Linked DNA regions of Homo sapiens: region 2 is linked to region 1. The links are chromatin loops, found by intact Hi-C in ENCODE. Cell type or tissue: OCI-LY7. All regions are shown on one strand.

Region 1 (8,000 bases):
TCATAGCTCATTGCAGCCTTGAACTCCTGTGATACTCAAGTGATACTCCCACCTCAGATTCCAGATTAGCTGGGACTATAGGTGTGCACCACTGTGCCCAGCTGATATTTTCATTTTTGTAGGGACAGGATCACACTATGTTGTCCAGGATGATCTTCAATTCCTGACCTCCTCCCACCTCAGCCACCCAACATGTTGAGATTACAAGTGTGAGCCATTGTGCCAGGCTTCTTTTAGTTTTTTAAAAGACAATTTCTGTTGCCTGCTTTTTTTTTGGTCTCTGAGTCATGCTTTCCTTTTCCTTGCATGCTTCCTAACTTTTTGTTAAAATTGGATGTTTTAGAGTTTTGTTAAAATTGTACATTTTAGATAAAATACTGCAGCAACTCTGGATACTGGTCATCTCTCTCTGGGGCTTGTTGTTGTTATTTGCTGGTTTTTTTTTTTAGTGAGTAGCTGGATTACTTCATTACTTCAGTGATGTCAATTTCTCCAAAAAGTGTCAAACCTCTCACATTGCTTCTCAGGAGGCACAGGTTTGGGTGTACTTGGACACTCTTCTTCATCTTTTATGTCCTGCCCTCAAGTCTGTTCTTTACTTAGCATCCAGAGTAATTCTTTTTTTTTTTTTTTTTTTACAGAATCTCACTCTATCGCCCAGGCTGGAGTGCAGTAGTGCAATCTTGGCTCACTGCAGCCTCTTCCTCCCAGGTTCAAGTGATTCTCCTGCCTCAGCCTCTGAAGTAGCTGGGACCACAGGCAAAAGCCACCATGCCTGGCTAATTTTTGTATTTTTAGTGGAGATGACACCTACTGCTTCTTTAAATTCATCTCATCAGGCATTGCATGAGGATGAATCACCTCCATACATCCTGCACGTCCACCCCACTGCCCAGCTACTTGTTGCATACTTCGGAGGTATCAGTATGCTATTATTGCTGTAACAAGCTACCACAAACTTGATGGCTTAAAACAACACACATTTATTGTCTTACATTTTGGAGGTCAAAAGTCCAAGATAAGTGAGCACGGCTGAGTTCCTTCCGGTTGTTATAGGGGAGAATCTACCTTCTTTCCTTTTCCAGCTGCTAAAAGCTTCCTGTATTCCTTGGCTCATAGCCCCTTCCTCCATTTTCAAAGCCAGCAATGCAGCATCTTCAAATTCCTCTCTGTCTTTCCCTCTCCCCATTTTGCCTCTCTTTCCAACATCACATCTCCTGTGACTCTGACCCTCTTGCTTCCCTCCTATAAGGACTCTTGTGATTACATTGTGCCCACCCAAATAATCCAGCATAACCCCCTCACCCCCAAATCCTTAATTTAATCGCACCTGCAGGGTCCCTTTCCCCATCTAAAATAGCATATTAGCAAGTTGCAGGGATTACCACATGGACATCTTTGGGGGCCATTACTCAGCCAACCACACCAAGCATGCACATATCCTATAACCCAGCAGTTCCACTTTGGGCTGTCTGCCTTAGAGAGACTGCCGTATTTACACAAGAAGATGTGCACAAGGATGTTTACTACAGCACTCTGTATAATGGTGAAATATTGGAAATAACTTCTTTTACAGCACAGTACGTGATTAAAAAAGCAATTCTGAAGCCAAACTTTTTTGATTCAAATTCCAGCTCAGCCATTTACCAGCTGTGTGACCTGAAGCAAGGTATTTAACTTCTCTGTAGCTGGTTTTCTCATCTCTAAAAGGGTTATCATAATAGATCATATATCACAGGCTCATTTTGTGGACTTTACTTAATGCAGATAAAGTGCTTAGATAGTACCTGGCATACTGCAAATGCTATATGAGTGTTTGATGTTGCTGTTATTACAGTAGGAGAATGTCTAAAAAGTGAGATTGGTTCATTTAATGCCACTCTCTTCAACAGCTAAAATAAGTCATCCCTCATATGAGATATATATATAGAGTTTATTTCATTTTATGAGATGGAGTTTTGCTCTTGTCACCCAGGCTGGAATGCAGAGGTGCAACCTCAGCTCACTGCAACCTCTGCCTCCCAGGTTCAAGTGATTCTCCTGTCTCAGCCTCCCGATTAGCTGGGATTACAGGAGCATACCACCACACCTAGCTAATTTTTGTATTTTTAGTAGAGACAGGGTTTCACCATGTTGGCTAGGCTGGTCTCAAACTCCTGACCTCAGGTGATCTGCTCACCTCAGCCTCCCAAAGTACTGGGATTACAGGCATGAGCCACTGCGCCCGGCCTCAAATATATTATATTGAGTGAATAAAGCAAGATGCGAAAGATACACACTGTATAATATCATTTAAGTAATTTTGAGGACACAAAGCAATCATGTAGATTGTTTATAGATGTAATAATATGTAATAAAAGCACAAAATGGGTATAATGCACACAAATTTCACAGTAATGTTGACCTGGGAGGAAAGGGAGAGAAAGAAGGACTTAAGCTACAGCTGTACTTTTCCTTATTAGTTCCCTCATTCCTTTTTTTTTAAACAAAAAGATGTGAAGCAAATAAAGTGAAATATCAGTTTCTGATTTATCTTGCTGAGGATATAGATGTCATAGTATTCTTTTACTTGCACGTTTGAACTGCTTCATAATTGAACATTAAAAATTCAAGAAGAAGCTTAAACTTGGAAGTTTTTTGTGTTGGTCTTTGCTGTCCAGCATACTGGTGGCTGCACTGTGCAGTGATCAGGGCTCTGTCACCTTTCAACTGATGCCAGGTGGGTGGAGCTCCTTTCCCCAAGGCCACTCATCAGTGCCCAAGGAGACTGCGCCTCCCTCCTGCCGGGCATGGGTGGTGACGCGCAATGCTCTGCCAGTGGTGAGGCTGGTGCTCTGCGGCAGCCTCCTGACCAGTCTGGCTGCTTCCACACCATCCCCCTCCTCCCAAAATGATGCTTTTAGAAAGGACGTTGAGTGTTCACACGCCCAGTGACTTCCCATCTCCTTTGGAATCCAGTCTCAAGTTCTCATCATCATCTTCAAACCCTGCAGGACCCGGGGCCCATCAGCCTCTCCTTGCTCATTTCCTACTTTCCTCTGGATCACTGCGTGCCTGGCACCAGCGAGCCTCCTCCCTGCTACTTGAGCAAGCCCAGCGTGCACCTGTCTCGTGGCCTTTGATGGCCAGAATTCTTGTCCCCATATCTTGGAAGTTCTCCTCCTCCCCATGCAAGTCTCTGCTTCCAATTCACCTCCTCCAAGATGCCTCCCTGACTTCCTACCTACAGTAGATGGCCCTGCACTCTCTGTCCCAGCGTCTACTTTCATTTCTTCCAGGGATACCAGCACTTTTAATATTACCTGTCTGCCTTACTGGGATGCAGGCTCCATGAGATCAGAGACTCTGCCTGTTTGGTTCACCATCAAATCCCCTGAAAGAGTACCTGGTACAAAGTTGCACTCGATACATATTTGCTGAAGAGCTGATTGAGAGCAGGGCAGAAGGCCCCACGGTCAGGTGCTTTGTCTTCCCACCTTAGTACTGCTTCATTTGGTGCCCTGATCTAGAGCCTCTGGGAAGCTGCATCTCTGGAAGATGACCCTTGGTCTCCAGAGAGAGAGAGAGAACGTGGTGGGGGGGAGGTCTCTTGGCTGCTCACGGGGAAGGGGCCCAGTGGCCACATCACTCTCTGAGTAGCTCCTGCCCCATCTCACATCTCCTCATTCCAGCTGCCTCTCAGGGGTTTGCAGGGAGGGTCAACTCACACCATGATCTAAATATTATCCACCTCCATGGTGCTTTTCTTTTCTTTTTCTTTTTTAGAGATGGAGTCGCACTCTGTCACCCAGGCTGGAGTGCAGTGGCACGACCTCGGCTCACTGCAACGTCCACCTCCCAGGCTCAAGCAATTCTCCTGCCTCAGCCTCCCGAGTAGCTGGGATTATAGGCACCTGCCACCTGCCACCATGCCCAGCTAATTTTTTTTTTTTTTTTGTATTTTTAGTAGAGATGGGGTTTTGCCATGTTGGCCAGGCTGGTTTCGAACTCCTGACCTCAAGCAGTCCTCCTGCCTTGGCCTCCCAAAGTGCTGGGATTACTGGCGTGAGCCACCATGCCCGGCCCGGGATGCTTTTCTAAGTCAACTGCGTGCTCTTTCCACTCTCCAAAAATCGTCTGGAATCTTATGTCTGCCGTTGGTCTCTTCTCCCTTCGACAAGTGGGTTTGTATCTTTTCAATTATTATTTTAGCAGTTTTTTTGAAGGGAGAGCAACAAACACACACAGCTCATCTAGTAGGCTTAACTGGGAGTTCTTGATCCACAAACTATCTTTTTAAAGAATATGTATTTTTAAGCTTGTGACAGGTTAAATGTGATAACTGAAGCAACAAATATGGCATTATAAATGATGAGTTCAACATCATAATAAAATAACTATTACTAACATTGACATTCGAGACGGCCAGGATGGCAGTCTGTTCAGTCCTGTATCTGCAATGCTTGGGCAAACCTCTTTGACATGGGACCACTCTTAATTTCTGGTTGTGTCTGCTAATAGGATACTGACTTAGTCTCCCATCAGTCCATTTTATGAGATGAGTTGATAAGAAATTAGTAGTTTTATTTTAATGAATATATTTTATTTTGAGACAAATTGAACAGAATGTGCAGAGGATTCTCATGTCCCCTCACCAAGTCCCTATGTCCTGCACTGTAAACCTCTTGCATTACTGTGATATGCTGATGTTGCAACTGATGAGCCAAGAGTGATACTTTATTGCCAACTAAGGACCAGGGGCGAGCCTGGGTGGTGGCAATCCCAGCACTTTTGAAGGTTGAGGCAGGAGGATGGCTTGAGGCCAGGAGTTTGAGACTATCCTGGGCAACATAGTGAGATCCTGCCTCTATAGTAATTTTTTAAAAATTGGCCAGATGTGGTCGTGTGCACCAATAGTTTCAGCTACTCGGGAGGCTGAGGCAGAGGATCACTTGAGCCCAGGAGTTGGAGGTTCAGTCTTGGTGTTGTACATTCTACGGGTTTGGATGATTGTATAATACTGTGTATCCACCATTATAGTATCAGACAGAGTAGTTTCACTGTCTGAAGAATCCTCTATGTTCTATCTATTCATCCCTCCCCAACATCCAACCCTTGGCAACCCCTGATCTTTTTATTGTCTCCGTAGTTTTGCCTTTTCCAGGGTGTCATAGAGTTGGACTCATACAGGGTGTAGCCTTTTCAGATTGTCTTCCTTAACTTAAATAATGTGCATTTAAATTTCCTCCATATCTTTTCATGGCTTGATAGCTCATTTCTTTTTAGTGCTGAATCATATTCCAATATTGGGATGCACCACAGTTTATTTATCCATTCACCTACTGAAGACATCTGGGTTGCTTCCAAGTTTCTGCAATTATGAAAAAAGCTGCTATAAGCATCCACATGCTCCGGGCAAACGCCATGGAGCATGAGTGCTGGGTCACATGGTAAGAGCAATTGTTCATGAGGGTTCACTTAGCTAATATTTTCTACACTTATGCTTCCCCTAGTGTTTGGATCGCTTCATCTCTACATTGCCAATGTCTTAAAAAATACATTTTGTCTTAAAATGAACAAAGGACATGAACACTGATTTTTTCAGCTTACTCTAGTGATATCTTTGTTTCTGCATATCATTTGAGATTGTTCCCTTGGGTTTAGCTGAGACTGACTCCTTTCTCGTAGGGTTACTGGGACCTCTTCAAGGCTTCATGTGCTCCACTGGACTGTGATGGGCACTTTATTTTTGATATGCAAAACATCACTTTGGCTAGTGGGGGTTCTTTGTTTTATTTAGCAAGATCTCACATATTTTGAAAAACATTCTCTGGCAACCACAAGATGTGCTGCGCCCATCTTGATTTTCGCCGTTTTCACCATGGAAGCAGCGACTTTCCAAGGATTTCTGGCCACTGTTTGTGGAGAGGAGCATTAGAGGCTGAAATCCAGGGCTCTCTCTCTGAAGGCCTTGGGCTTCCCTCTGAGTCCAGGCTACACACATGTAATGAGGGAAGCAGGGGCTGTCCATGCTCCGGTGACAGAATCGGAAACCCTTTTAAAGTGTGTGAACTCACACCGATGTTCTCATTCAACTCCAACTTTACTAAGCCGCTCTTTATTTTGTTCTAATACTAAAATATGTTTTAAAATTGTAAATTTTATCCATTTTGAACACAAAGATTTTTTTTTAAATAAAATTACCCCCTCCAAATAAATAAATTTAGAGATGCTTCGTGTCAGTTAAGTACCTTCGATCACCTTCTCAGAAGATGCCTTTTTCCAAGCCAACAGCCATTTCCAAGACCTTGAGACCTTCAAAGTCAATTTTTAAAGCTCAATTAATTACAATACATTTGCACAGATCACACAGCCTGAAGCCACAGCTCATTGGCAGAGGGTATTCTCTTCTGTGAAGCAGAGGGCTTAACTCACACATACTGAGTTACTCACAGTCAGCAGTGATAATATTCAATCAGAGCGGCCATTAAGATGAAATTTTCCTGTAATTGGCCTCTCTTTTGTGGTCTATGGGAAGGATTTAATCTCTGGGCCTGTGACGCTTTTCTTAGCCTCTCTCCTCCTCCGCCCTCCTAATTGAGGAGGACTCTCTCGGGGATTTTCTGCTGTAGGCAAGTCCCCAGTTGCTGGAAAACCCTGGCTTCATGGCATGCGGGGACTGATGTGTCGTCCATACCTGTGATGTTTTATATGTTTGTTTAATTTTTATGTAGGTCATGTGTCTACTCATGCCTGTGAACCAATGATTTACTCTGATTTTTAATGTCTTTATACATTGACTACAACAAATCCTCAGGAAACATCTTTCTAGAAGCTCCTGGAATTCCTGGGCAGCTGGACATCAATACCCCGGACACCTACAGGGCCTTTTTCTCCTTGCTTTTATATAATTTTCCAAATAGCATCATGCTACCCCTACTATCAAAGTGTAGTGGACATAGGACGGTTTTGAAATGGTTTGCATCAGAGAAGTCCTGCCCCCAGATTTAAAAAAAAAGACCTTTCTTTTATTAAAGGACACAGCTGTATTTCAGGGCCAGCCAGTTGCCAGAAGGCACACTGGCTTCAGCTTCTTAAAGCTTCCCTGTCCCTTGAGTAAAGCAGTCTACTGAACCCAGGAGACTGTGCAAGGTGAGGCCAAAGACACATGCAGAAGACCCAGACTTGGCCCTAATCCATTAGCCCACTTGTGTTTTTGCTTTGGTGTTGGGATCTCAGGGGAATGTGGGATTGACCCAGACCAGTGTTCTCCCAGGACCTTTCTGCCAGCCTTCTTGGGAAAGACACACTTTTTCATTGGGGCCACTAGACAGGATGGGAGACTGGAGCACCTGGGGCCACTGCTGCCCTATGGAGAGGCCCTAGCTGAGAATCAGACTCAACTGAGGCAGCAGAGCGGGAATGGAGAGAGAGACAGACAAAGCCACAAAAACCTTCATTCGAAACGGGCTTCAGACCTGCCTAAAGCCACATCCACCCCTTGAACTTCACAGATAAAGTGAGCCAAGATACTCCCTTTCCAGTGTCGATCTGAGTTGTGTCTCACCACTTGCATTTCAAAGAATCTTGTTGAAACAGAACTTCGGGGTTTTAGATATGAAGTTGTAGGCAATTTGCGATAGGTGGCTAAAATGAACTCTTGCAATATTAGTTTGTACTGCCCCATCTGCCCTGGCAGGGAGGTGACCAACCTGGTCTAACTAGAAAAAAACCACATGTGGCATTGTACTTACTGTTGGCCACCACCCTCCAGGGTCAACTGGAAGTGTCCAGAGGAATGACAGAGGACTCAAGAATACAGCACATGAAAAATGGTTGGAAGTACCACGGCTGTCTGCTTGGAGAAGGAAAGCGTGGGAGAGAGCTGCTTCAAATAGTGATCTTCTGCAGAGGACGCTGGCAGCTCTGCATGCACAGGACAGCTGAACCTGGGCTGCAGGAGGCCACCTGCTGAACCCAGGTCTCAGCTCAGTGCGGGAATAAACTCCTGTAACTCAGCA
Region 2 (8,000 bases), 130 kb after region 1:
AACCCAAGAAGGGGGATGTGGGAATCCCGATTTATAGCTTGTCAGCCAGAAGGACAGGTCACAAGTTGAGGGTAGTCTTGGGGACTGAGCCAACAACCTGTGTGATCTGATGCTGTCTCCAGGTAGGGAGTGTCAGAACTGAGTTGAATTGGAGGACAGTTCACCCAGGGGGTGTCCATGCAGAACTACTTGCTTGGTTGGTGTGTGGGGAAGCCCCCTCCCCACATTTGCTCTCAGAAGACTTCTGTGTTGATTGTTGTGTTGTGAGAGCAGAGGAAAAGTTTGAGTATTTTTCCACACCATGATGTTAAAAGAAAAAGAAAGAAAAAGAAAAAAGAGAAAATAAGCCCTCCAGTTTCTTTCTGTAACTGTTATCTGACCACATTAATTAGTACCTCCAGTGCAGCGTTAAAATACGGTGGTGATGGAAGTATTCATGTTTTCTTCCGAGTTTTGCATCTGGTGTTTATTAAACATGATCAGTGTAACTAATTTTGATAATAAATTTCTAATGTTGAACTATGTTTTCATTTCCTAAATAAACTGCACTTGATTATGTTTTGCCCTTAATGTTGGATTAATCTTGCAATGCTTTATGATTTTTCTACTGACTATAACCATGAACAGTATACTTTTTGTTTGCTCTGTTAGGCTTTAATATCAGTGTCATTTGTACTTCTTGTAACAACTTGGAGGTTTCTCTGTTTCTCTTTTCTAGAGAAGTATAAGTATCTTCGGAATTTTCTTTTATTAAAATAATTTTTATTTAGAGCCAAGATCTTGCTCTCTTGCCCAGACTGGTCTTGAACTCCTGGGCTCAAGTGATCTTCCTGCCTCAGCCTCCCAAGTAGCTGGGACTTCAGGTGTGTGCCATGGCACCTGCCAGATGGCTTTAGAATTGTAAGTGGTAGTTGACTTCTCCAGAGAAACTGTCTTAGCGCTCTTTGCAGGGGGTGGGTAGCCTTTGATAATCTTCTCTATTTCTTCCTGTGGAATTGAGTTCAAATAGCTTGGTACAACAAGTTTTGGTAAATTATACGTTCTTAGAAACTTCATTTTATTCAGAATTTAAAATTTATTTGTAGCAAGGTGAGCAAAACACAAAACATTCTTTTTTGGGTTGAATTTTTTAAAAGTATTTTTTAGAGCAGTTTTAAGTTCACAGCCAAACTGAGCAGACACTACAAAAATTTTCTCATATACCTCTCACCTTTGCATAACCAGCCTCCTCCGCCATCAACATCCCACACCACAGTGGTACATTTGTTACAATTAATGAGCCCATACTGAAACATCATCACTGAAAGTTCATAGTTTATGGTGGAGTTCACTCTTGGTGTTGTACATTCTGTGAGTTTGGACAAATGTTTAATGATGTGTTCACCATCAGAGTATCATATACAGTAGCTTACTGCCCTAAAAATCCTCTGTGCCTCACCTGTTCATCTCTCCCTCCCCTCAACCTGTGGCAACCACTGATTCTCACTGTCTCCATAGTTTTGCCTTTTCCAGAATGTCATATGGTTGGAATCATAGAGTACGTAGCCTTTCAGAGTAGCTTCTTCATTTAGTAATATGCGTTTCATGTTCTCCTATGCCTTTTTGTGGCTTGATAGCTCATTTTTTTTGTTTTTTTTTTTTGGTGGTGAATAACATTTCATTATCTGGATGTACCATGGTTTGTTTATCCACTCTTCTACTGAAAGACATGGTAGTTACTTCCAGGTTTTGGCAAATATGAATAAAGCTGCTATAAGTGTCCGTAAGTAGGTTTTTGCATGGTTGTAAGTTTTTAACTTTTTTTTAGTAAATACCAACGAGCGCAATTGCTGGATCATATGCTAAGAGTATGTTTAGTTTTTTTAAGAATCTGTCAAACTGTCTTCTGAAGTGATGGTACCATGTTGCATTCCCACCATCAATAAATGAGAGTTCTGTTGCCCTACATCCTTGCCAGCTTTTGGTATTGTCAGTGTTCTGGATTTCGGCCATTCTAATAGGTGCGTAGTGGTATTTCATTGTGTTTTTAATTTTCATTTTCCTGATGACCTGTAATGTGAAGCATCTTTTCATATGCTTATTGGCCATCTCTATATCTTTGAGAGACTATCTGTTAAAGTCTTTGTCCTATTTTTAAATTGGGTTGTTTGTTTTCTTATTTTTGAGTTTTAAGAATTCTTTGTATGTTTTGGATAACAGTCTTTTAACAGATGTGTCTTTTGAAAATATTTTTTCCCAGTATGTGGCTTGTGTTCTCATTCTCTTGGCATTGTCTTTCACATAGCAGAAGTCTTTAATTTTAATGAAGTCTAGGTTATCAATTATTTCTTTTATGGATCATGCCTTTAGTGTTGAATCTAAGAAATTGTTGCCATTCCGCAGATCATCTCCTATGTTATTTTCTGGGAGTTTTATAGTTTGTGTTTTACATTGAGTTCTATGATCTGTTTAGAGTTAATTTTTGTGAAGGGTGTAAGGTATGTGTCTAGGTTTATTTATTTTTGCATGAGCATACCTAGTAGTTCCAGCACGATTTGTTGAAAATACTGTCTGCTCCATTTTATTGCCTTTGCTCCTTTGTCAAAGATCAATTGACTATTTTTATATCAGTCTCTTTCTGGAATTTCTATTATGTTCTCTTGTTCTATTTGTCTATTTTTCATCAATACCACACTGTCTCCATTACTGTAGATTTATAATAAGTCTTAAAGTCAGGTAGTGCTAGCACATTGAATTTGTTCTTCTTCAATATTGTGTTGGCTACTGTGAGTGTTTTGCCCCTCCTTGTAAATTTTAGAATCAGTTTGTTGATTCCCACAAAATAACTTGCTGGGATTTTGATTGCAATTGCATTGAATCTATTGATGAAGCTGGGAAGAACTGACATGTTGACAATATTGAGTATTCCTATCCATGGACATGGACCATCTGTCCATTTATGTAGTTCCTCTTTTATTTCTTTCATCAGAGTTTTATAGTTTTCTCCATATAGATGTTGTATATATTTTGTTAGATTTATGTTTAAGTATTTTCTTTTGGGAGTGATAATTTGAATGGTATTATATTTTAAATTTCATATTTCATTTGTTCTTCGCTGGTCTATAGGAAAGCAATTACCTTTTTTATTTCTTTTTTTTTTGAGATGAAATTTCACACTTGTTGCCCAGGCTGGAGTGCAATGGTGCAATCTTGGCTCACCACAACCTCCACCTCCTGGGTTCAAGAGATTTTCCTGCCTTAGCCTCCCGAGTAGCTGGGACTACAGGCATGTGCCAGCACGCCTGGCTAATTTTTTGTATTTTTAGTAGAGACAGGGTTTCACTGTGTTAGCCAGGATGAGCTTGATCTGACCTCATGATCTGCCTGCCTTGGCCTCCCAAAATGCTAGGATTACAGGCATGAGCCACTGCACCCGGCCTCAATTAACCTTTATATATTAACTTTGTATCCTAGAATCTTGCTATAGTTGCTTATTAGTTTCAGAATTTTATTGATTCTTCTGGATTTTCTTGGTATCTGTACACAAAGACAGTTTTATTTCTTCTTTCCCAATCAGTGTGCCTTTTATTTCCTTTCCTTTTCTTGTCTTATTGCACTTGCTAGGGCTTATAGTACAATCTTGAAAACTAGTGGTGAGAAGGATGTCCTTGCCTTGTTTCTGATCTTAGCAGGAAAGTTTCTAGTTTCTCATCATTAAGTATGATATTAGCTGGTTTTTTGTAGATGTTGTTTATCAAGTTGAGGAAGTTCCCCTCAACGATTTCTTTTCTGAGAATGGGTTGAATTTTATGTCATAGCTTTATCTGAAAAGTTTTTAATTGATAAACTTAGCTCATTTACATTATTGATATGACAATTATGTTTTATCTAAGTTATGTCACATTTTATATTTTCTGTCTTATAGTTTTCAAGTCTTTTTCATTATGTGACTTATTATGCTTTCATGTTTTGTCTGAGTTCTGTCATGTTTTCTGTTTTTATAGTTTTTAAAGTGGTTTCTTATTGGGCCTATTTTAAGTTGGTAAGTTGATGTTTTTGATATTTGTATTTTTCCTAATAGTAACCTTTTTGATTATAACTTTAGGGAATGTCTTCACTCCTCTGGTTCGTTAGAGGGAAGCTTCTACCATGAGCATTGGTGTCGAGCACATGTTCTCTTCCTTCCTATCCCCTCACTACACGCCCTTACTTGTTATTAGTCAGTTTATTAGTATTTACTGTCATACTGTTAGATATCTTCATATGTATATTACTTTTTTCATCACATTTGAATGATACCTGTTGATTCTCAGCCACTAGGGATAAGGCAGTCAGTGACATTACCCTGTCTCCCACCATCTTTTACTACTCTCCCCCAACACTACAATTTTTGCTGGTTGTATGATTTTTACATTGTCACTAGTTATTACATTTAGATTTGGTTGACCACTTTAATCATCACATTTGTTTTAATCTTAGTTCTATAGTTAAATGAATTCAATTGCCAGTTCTTTTGCTTTTATTTTCCTGATTGTCTCTTGGATTCATTGGGTCAGGAATTCCGGAATGCCTGTGTGTTCAAAACTGTTAGTCAGTGGTCTTTTTGCTTGAAGGAATGCCTGGCTGGGTATAAATTCTTGGCTTATACTTTATTTGCTTAAGTATTTTAAGTATCTTGAAGCAGTAACATATGGATTTGTGGCATAGAGTATTACTGTGAAGAAATACGTGGCTAGTTTAATGCATTTCCTTCTTATAGATGACTTGATTTCTTTTTCTTTTTGCCTAATTACTTAGTCTGTGTAGTGTTACTATAAAGTACTACCTGAGGCTGGGTAATTTACAAAGAGGTTTATTTGGCTTACAGTTCTACAGGCTGTACAAGAAGCATGGTGTCAGCATCTGCTTCTGGTGAGGGCCCCAGAAAGCTTCCACTCATGGCTGAAAAGCATAGTGGAGCTGGCGTGTGCGGAGATCACACGGTGAGAGAGGAAGCAAGAGAGTGCAGGGAGGTGCCTGACTCTTTTAACAGCCGGCTCCCAGGCAGCTAACAGAGTGAGAACTCACTCACTAGGGAGGGCATTAATCTATTCATGAGATTCCAACCCGAATCAAATGTCAGCATGAGGCTCGGAGGGGTTAAATATCCAAACCATAAACATAGCCCAGAGAGTTGTTCTTTATCTTTAAAGTCAGATTTATTAAGTCCAATTTTACTAGAATATTCCTGGTTGTTGACTGTTCTGGGTCCATTTTGGAATGGCCTGGGTGCCTTTTCAGGATGTAGATTTAAATCTCCTTGTATTTAGGACATTTTTCTTGAATAATACCTTTAAATATTTGTTTCATTCTATTGCTTGTTTTTATTTTGTAGGAATTCTTTTTATGCATCTGTTGACTCTCATTTGTCATTCATCCAAACCTATCATTTTCCCCCATCCTTTTTCCTTTTCTTTTACCTAAGTTTCAATTTCTAGGCTTTTCTAATCCATTCCTCTACCCCTTTCTTTGGATTCTGCAATACCTATTCTGTCTTATGCTCATTTGAAATTCATCTTCATTTCTGTGACTTTTTTCCCCTAAGTATTTCTTTTCTGATCTCTTCTAGTTCATATTCTACCTTTTCTTTTTTTCTCACTATTTTTTCCTTGAGTTCTTATATTTGTGCTCTGTGGTGCATCCCTCCCTCTCTTCTGTCTTCCTCCCCCTCTCTCTCTTTCAAGGCGATTGCCTCATTAAGTTTTAAACAATGACAAAATTTTGGTCACAGCTTTCATCTACTCACTAGCAACATTCTAGGGAGTATTCGTCTATTAGTAAGTTTTATGGCTTTCTTTCACTTTTTTTATAGAATAACTTTTTATTGCTTTTCCAATTCCCTTTTTATTACTCATCATTGAGTGAGCTGGGTTTTCCAAGACCAGCTTTATTCAAGAGATACTGTGATATGGAGAAGCTTCCAGGATGGCTTTCCAGGCTTTACAACCCAGAGCCTCTCTCCATCTCTGATGCACTAGAGAGAGGGCTGTTTTCCTACAAATGTAATCCATCTCTGAGATTTTTTAAATGGTCTTGCCTCTGATTCTTCGAAATGATATAAGTCCTGGAGGGCTTCAGTCCCATTCGCGCACTCATACTTGCAATCATGGACTACAGCCGTGTCTTTCAGGGTGTGTTCTTCACCTTCAAGCATGCTTTTGCTGATGGTGCTTGGGATCTTTCATTTCTCTGTGCTCTTTGCAGTTTCTGCCCAATCTCAGCTGCCTCTGGCAGACCTTACAGGTACTTGGAATTCTGGAGATTATACCTGTCTCCTAGTTCCATGGAAAATGGAGTTCAAAAATTCCACGAAACTTTTTTCATTGTCTTTTTGCTTTTGTTTGATATCGAGAGGAAAGGAAAAAGTTCTGTTTGTCCATTTTGTTACAGATAAGGAAAGTGGTTTCACAAAGGTTAAGCAACTTGATCAGTGTTACCCAGCAAAGAGCAGAATGATTTTCAACATTCAGTTTAAAAGTCGGCGGGGGGCAGTGGCTCACACCTGTAATATCAGCAACTTGGGAGGCCAAGGTGGTACGGTCGCTTGAAGCCAAGGAGTTCAAGACCAGCCTGGTCAACATAGCAAAACCTTGTCTTTACAAAAAGTAAAAAAAAAAAAAAAAGAGTTAGCCAAGTGTGGTGGACCTGAGGCAAGAGTTTGAGGCTGCAGTTAGCTACGATTGTGCCACTGCTCTCCAGTCTGGGTGACAGCACGAGGCCATCTCTAAAAAAAAGAAAAGCTCATGCTCTTTCACTATACCATGGTTTCTTCAGTGTTGGAGATACAGTCACAGTGGAAAGCAGTTATGGAGTCAAAGCAACTTTAGTCTTACTGGGTATTTGTTATAGAGGTAGATGTATTTGAGTAGCAAGTTATGGTTACAGAAAATTTTTGTGCCTTCAGTTAAGAACTTTATGGTCACCTACAGCTTCAAGTTACCCCTTTTCCCTTCTCTTTCCCTTCTCCTTACTGCTGTGACCCCGAAGGGAGAAATGTATATAGGTAGACACGCTCTCTATTCTCATCTGCTGCCTTGCTCACAACTTCTCTGAATGCAACTCGTGCTTCATATCATCCACCATGTTTCCTTTCTATTCTCCCTTGATTTTTCTTTTTCAGAATTGCACCCATTGCTATATGTTCTCCCCTGTTTTGTTTAAGGGGTCCTCCAGTAGCACTGTTCTCTGGAGGTCAGGGATGAGTGGGTAAAATCAGGTATCTTTTCTATCCAGGTTCCCAAGTTGCTAGTGGCTGAGCTTCCTGAAACAGAGAGATCCGAAAACAGTTCCTGCTGTTGTTGACTCTTGACAGAGGATCCTCAGCTCTGACCACTGCTGTGCCCTTCTTCAGTGTAGCGTTGGTGGATTTGTTTGTGAATGTTTCTGAGAGTGTAAAGGTTACTATCACACATATGTTTACTCTGTAAAGATAAGGTTCTGGTGAAAATAGAATTGAACTGTGCCCCATCCTCTGTCTTTGCATTTCTGTGAAGAACACAGTTCAGTTTCTAAAAATCACTGGTGGTGGCCCTCTGTATGAAAAAATAAGGCTTACTTCTTGACACTTAAGGTCATTGGAGGATCATACTTAATTGTTTGAACATATGAGTCCTGTTTACACATTCTGGCTCGTGTGTTTTTTTGTTTGTGTTTAGCTGGGTAGATTTGTGAGAGACTCAGGGTGCAGAAGAGAGGGAGAAGATGATGCTGTTTTAAAATGATGCTTTCCACTGGTTGTTTCCTCTAAAGAAGACAACGGTGAGTCCAGGGGAGCTGTTATTTTTTTGCTTAGGGTTGGAAGGAGGGAAAAGACAACTTCTTTTTAAAAATTTATAAAATGTTATGTATTTTTGTTTATGCTTAATTTATATCTGTGACATGGAATTTGAGCAAAGTGGCCACATATTTTTGTAGGGAAAAAGGAGGCATCTGATAGTTTTATTTTCCACATTTTAGGGACTACTTTCCATTGCAGCTTGAGG

Evidence for each region. Hi-C counts contacts between places; a loop is a spot of excess contacts. Peaks named below come from ENCODE experiments on the same cell type or tissue, not always from the same donor. Only the 100,000 strongest peaks of a DNase experiment are listed, where the experiment ranks them.
Region 2: it touches region 1 in a loop (2.1-fold over the local background); 5 of 110 quality-filtered maps call a loop at or near these places.

What each region holds. Positions count from the first base shown.
Region 1 is chr18:13,200,020-13,208,019 of GRCh38, forward strand. LOC124904255 (a long non-coding RNA gene) reads right to left here. Exons shown (of 2, transcript XR_007066300.1): 2 at 3,752-5,350. Among named protein-coding and RNA genes, the nearest start is that of LDLRAD4, 15 kb to the right of the region's middle. In OCI-LY7, no CTCF peak of the experiment used is centred here; no DNase peak of the experiment used is centred here.
Region 2 is chr18:13,331,116-13,339,115 of GRCh38, forward strand. The region is part of intron 2 of LDLRAD4 (low density lipoprotein receptor class A domain containing 4); the gene reads left to right. Among named protein-coding and RNA genes, the nearest start is that of LDLRAD4-AS1, 92 kb to the right of the region's middle. In OCI-LY7, no CTCF peak of the experiment used is centred here; no DNase peak of the experiment used is centred here.